2 separate regions of the Homo sapiens genome follow, and region 2 is linked to region 1. The links are chromatin contacts, found by Hi-C in ENCODE. All regions are on one chromosome and are shown on one strand. Each heading gives the region's core, a stretch centred on a gene start or an enhancer-like site at or near the end of the contact. The rest is flanking DNA. Distances are from core to core; before and after follow the strand shown. Region 1 holds the start of GREB1L-DT (GREB1L divergent transcript). Region 2 holds the start of ROCK1 (Rho associated coiled-coil containing protein kinase 1).

Evidence for each region. Hi-C counts contacts between places; a loop is a spot of excess contacts on that map. Pooled maps may share reads with other maps.
Region 2: a loop to region 1 is called in a map of ovary, with 16 times the contacts of the local background. The contact joins the promoter of ROCK1 here to the promoter of GREB1L-DT in region 1. A Hi-C loop is called at or near these places in 1 of 168 maps with a recorded cell type or tissue (ovary) and 3 of 50 pooled maps.

What each region holds. Positions count from the first base shown.
Region 1 is chr18:21,241,445-21,243,988 of GRCh38, reverse strand. GREB1L-DT (GREB1L divergent transcript) reads left to right here and starts at 1,261. Exons shown (of 3, transcript NR_183513.1): 1 at 1,261-1,379. It overlaps GREB1L (GREB1 like retinoic acid receptor coactivator), which reads right to left and starts at 1,757. Exons shown (of 33, transcript NM_001142966.3): 1 at 1,596-1,757.
Region 2 is chr18:21,110,551-21,113,094 of GRCh38, reverse strand. ROCK1 (Rho associated coiled-coil containing protein kinase 1) reads left to right here and starts at 1,282. Exons shown (of 33, transcript NM_005406.3): 1 at 1,282-2,277. The coding sequence starts at 2,185. RefSeq lists enhancers at 684-743, 774-993, 1,093-1,387, 1,041-1,629 and a silencer at 1,034-1,423.

The sequences.
Region 1 (2,544 bases), core at 12-2,511:
TTCCATTTTAATAGACTTACGGAAAGATATACAAAAAATATACAACAGTGGCTGCCTCTGAGAAGGATGAAGGCTTGTATGGAGGAGAGGAAAGAGGGCTTAATTTACACTGTATACTCTTCACTGTTGTTTGAAATGTTTACCCTACTTATATATTCATTCATTAAACATTTTCCTCTTGAAATACATACCTATATGCATGTAACTGTATTACTAAATATTTCAACAATTTAATTTTTTCTCTTTTAAATAATTTTTCAGTATCATTCACAAAACCTCCTAGAAAATTTCAGCAAAGAGAAGAAACAACACAGTCACAACACTCAAAGCAGAGTTCCAGGATTTAAAGTCTAAGAACATATATAGATGAATGAGAGGTTTTATTAAGGGGGACTGAGTTCAAAAACCTTTTGTGGGAAAGCTCTTCCCTGTATTTAAACGGCTAGGTTTAAAAATGTGATTTAAGCAGGGATTCCCGCCTCGAGGCGGGGGGAGGCGGAAAAAAACACCTTACGGTGTGAAAAGCAGAAATTAAAATGTGGTTTCTATCCTCTCAGCCGGGGCCAGAGGAGTGGGTGGGGAGGATAAGGACCTTGGAACCGTCACGTTCACCGGAGAAAGGGGCAAGACTGAGGAGTTTCTCCAGGACCCGCAGCCTCGGTTAGAGGCAGCGGCAGTTCCGGGCAAACGAGTCGCGTTCGGGGACGTTCCTTGGACTCATGTAACTGAGAAACCCCACGCACTGAATCTCCACATGGAGTTTCCTCTTAATGGAGCTGGGAAGAGGGACGGCGGGAATGGATTTCCTTTAACGAGTCTCCCTCACCCTCCCCGGCCAGGGCGCACCTCACTCGCTGTCTGCTTGTGTCAGGGTCAGCTGTCAACACAACTCTTTGTGTCTCATTCGGAATAAGAGTGGTCCTCAGCCATGCACAGAAAAATGGACATGCTGGCCGGAAGACACGCGCGCCCGCTCGTGACGAAGTGACATTTGGTGTTGAGGAAAAAAACCCACAGACGCCGAGCGAGCGCCCAGCCACCTCTGGACGTTCTCAACTTTCCCAGGCTGAACTCCATCCATCCTCTCCCCGCCACCTCCGCGGCGCCCTACCTGTCGCCCGCCCGCCTGCCCGGCACCCCCTCACTGCCCCTGGGCTCGGGGAGACGAACCAGGTGCCCCCTCGCCGCCTCCGCCGGGGGACCCCGCGCTACTCGGCGCGCCGCAGCTCCCTCGTCCCACCCCCGGGCCGTCTCGCTCCCGCCACAAAGGCAGCGAGTAGAGCCCGGTGACAGGCCTTCGGCCTCTGGGCGCGGACAGCACGGCCGGGTCCCTTCGGTGGGCGACGCGAGGCGGCAGGGAAGGCAGGCACGGCTCCCAGGTTGGCACTGGCGCTCCCTCGCCACCCGCACGCGCTCCGCTCACACCCCCGCTGAGCTTCCCATCCCTCCGGAAAAGTCCGCTGCGGCGCTTCCCCGCGCGGCCAGGGCGTCCAGCCCGCCAAAGGGCAGCTCCTGCCGGTCACAGGCGAGCTCCCGCGCCCGGTTCGCGACCTCTCACCTCCTGCCCGCGCCCCGGAGTCCCCGCGGCCGCTCACCTGGCCCTAGCGGGGCGCGAGGGCAGAGGACCAGGGGGTGGCCCTCGGCTCGGCCGGGCTGGTCTCCCCACCCCCAGTGCCGTTCCCTGCGCCGCGCTGCGCTCCGCTGCTCCGGCCGCCCGACTCCGAGGTGCTAGCGCCGCCGGCGGCTGGCGTCTCTCTGGCAGGCGCGCGGTCCGCGCGCTCAGTTCCCCGGGGCGGAGCGAGGCGGCGGCCGCCGCAGCCGGAGGCGGATTCCTCAGGTGCTGCCCCTCCCGCCCGCCCTGGCCTCCGCAGCGGGGACCCCCGCGCCCCCTCCCCCCGCCCCGCCTCGCGCCTTCCCGCTGCCTCGGCGTCCGCGAGTGGCTTTTGGGGGTCCCTCGCCCTCTGTGAGGGTGGTGGGCGCGCATTTCTCCCCTACCCCCCTCCAACGACGCCCCCCGCCCAGCCTGTGGAGCCCTCGATGCGCGGTCCTCACGCCTCCATTCCCAAACCCCGCCGCACAGACGAACGCGCAGCCCCGCGGGGGTGTACAGGGGGTCGTGCGGGGGGGGGGTCTTCTGTGAGGGAGGGCTGCACCCCAGTGTGCTGACGCGCGAAGCCAGGAGGAAAAATTATTTCCCCTGGAGCCCGCGTTCATTCAGCCTGCTCTCGCCTCTGCGCAATTGCTTTCTCTGTTCACTGGACGGCGGCTGAAGAGCCCCAAGCGTGAACTCGGCCTGGGCAGTGGTGGCTCGGAAACCCTTGGCCTTTTGCATGAAGGGGGTAGGGTGGGGGCAGGGCGCGGACAAAACCAAACAAACCCGGGAGCTCCGGGCCCAAGCCGACTTTTGCACCTCCCGGAGGAGCACGCCCTCCGGCCCCGGGCCCCGGCTCGTCGGTAGCCTCCCGGGACCACGGGGACGGCTCCACCCCAGGGCAGCCGCGTCCAGCTGGCCCTGGGCCTTGACGGGTGCTGCGGGGAAAAGGT
Region 2 (2,544 bases), core at 33-2,532, 130 kb after region 1:
AATGAAATACCTGGTTTGTCTAGTTGTCTTTGTTATGATTTTTGTATAAACCAAGAACGTCCTATCTTGATATATATAGTGGATTTTATATCTAAATATTTCTTGTATTTAATAAATTGAAAATAGAAATAGACATTTTTTCAAACAGTGTAAGATTTTCCTAACCTCTGACTCACATCGTAAGGCTGGTGGACTGTTCAGATGCTGTACGATGCTTTTTACTCCGATGCTTTTTGGTTCATCTGTAGCATTTTCCATCATGGGGTAAAAGATCCACATTTTCTATTTCTAGTGATCCTTAATTTGGCTTCTGAGCAAAAATAAAGTTTGATGAGGAATAAATTAAGGTAGATTTCCTGCTGAAACCAGTGAAGAACATAACTTTATCAGCGGGGGTGAGTGACAAGTCTTTCACCTTTCCTCACACCACAGTCAACGAAGTAACGGAACTAGGAGAAATGCCCATTATTCTCATGTCCTACATTAGTTCTGATAAAAATCACAATTAAGTTTCACTGAATGTTTTGACATTGAAACGGCAGCATTACACGTCCAGGAGAGAACTACAGTAGGGGTGTTATGAGAACTAACACGAACGACTTAAAAATATTGATTTTTTTCTACGAGATTATTTTCCTTTAAAAAAATTAAATTGAGCTTGACTTCTATTGACTGTATCTTCCGGAGTCAGTATTTTATGGCTCCCCTGACACACACGCCTGGCGTGGGAGGGCTGAGCGCTGCAGCGCTTCGGAACTTTCCCAGTGAATCGTAAATGGGTTCAACGCCGGGGCTCGCGGAGGGCTGTCCATGGAGTACCACTGAAAACCAAACGCCACTGGTGCTCAATGCTGGTACCTGCCGACGAAAAGGCTTCTTGCCTAAAAAAGAACCTATTGCCCCACCCTAACAGCAACAAGGAGAACAAGCACTCTCTCCTCGTCAGAAGTCTCTGGACTGGCTGCAACCCAGAGGAAACAGAGCTGGGGCATCTGCCGGGACAGCGATCAGAAGCAGCCAGAGCTCCGCCTCCGTCCGGACCTCCAAGGCCGCTCCAGAGCCCTGCATGGCTCCTCAGAGCCGGCCAAGGCGAGAACCTTGCCGGCAGCTGCTTACCCGCACTCGGCTCCTCCCAGCGGTCCGCCTTCTCCACCGCCTGCCCGCAAGGCCCCGCCCACCTCACCGCCCCGCCCCACCCCACCCTGCGGAGGCGACAGAGTGCGCGCGCGCGCGCGGGGTCCCGGCTGGTTCCCCTTCCGAGCGTCCGCGCCCCGCATGCGCAGTCTGCCCCGGCGGTCTCCGTTTGTTTGAACAGGAAGGCGGACATATTAGTCCCTCTCAGCCCCCCTCGCCCCACCCCCCAGGCATTCGCCGCCGCGACTCGCCCTTTCCCCGGCTGGGACCGCAGCCCCTCCCAGAAGCTCCCCCATCAGCAGCCGCCGGGACCCAACTATCGTCTTCCTCTTCGCCCGCTCTCCAGCCTTTCCTCTGCTAAGTCTCCATCGGGCATCGACCTCGCCCTGCCCCACCGGACACCGTAGCAGCAGCCCCAGCAGCGACGGGACAAAATGGGAGAGTGAGGCTGTCCTGCGTGGACCAGCTCGTGGCCGAGACTGATCGGTGCGTCGGGCCGGGCCGAGTAGAGCCGGGGACGCGGGGCTAGACCGTCTACAGCGCCTCTGAGCGGAGCGGGCCCGGCCCGTGGCCCGAGCGGCGGCCGCAGCTGGCACAGCTCCTCACCCGCCCTTTGCTTTCGCCTTTCCTCTTCTCCCTCCCTTGTTGCCCGGAGGGAGTCTCCACCCTGCTTCTCTTTCTCTACCCGCTCCTGCCCATCTCGGGACGGGGACCCCTCCATGGCGACGGCGGCCGGGGCCCGCTAGACTGAAGCACCTCGCCGGAGCGACGAGGCTGGTGGCGACGGCGCTGTCGGCTGTCGTGAGGGGCTGCCGGGTGGGATGCGACTTTGGGCGTCCGAGCGGCTGTGGGTCGCTGTTGCCCCCGGCCCGGGGTCTGGAGAGCGGAGGTCCCCTCAGTGAGGGGAAGACGGGGGAACCGGGCGCACCTGGTGACCCTGAGGTTCCGGCTCCTCCGCCCCGCGGCTGCGAACCCACCGCGGAGGAAGTTGGTTGAAATTGCTTTCCGCTGCTGGTGCTGGTAAGAGGGCATTGTCACAGCAGCAGCAACATGTCGACTGGGGACAGTTTTGAGACTCGATTTGAAAAAATGGACAACCTGCTGCGGGATCCCAAATCGGAAGTGAATTCGGATTGTTTGCTGGTGAGTAGCGCTGTTCTCTTTTGCTTGTCTGGGGTTTTGCATGTCTTTCCTTCCTCTTGCATTAGTCTGGTTCGCTGCAAAAGTCTCAGGTGTGCATAATCGTCTTGGAAAATGCTAGATTTCTGTTTCCTGAAGAATCTTGGAGTACCATTAACATCTCATGGTGTGGTCCTATTTGCCATTTGACTGGCTCTGTACTAACTACTCTGAACTTTTAATTCTGACTCAGTTCATGAGTACCCGAAAGATACTTACAAACTGCTATTG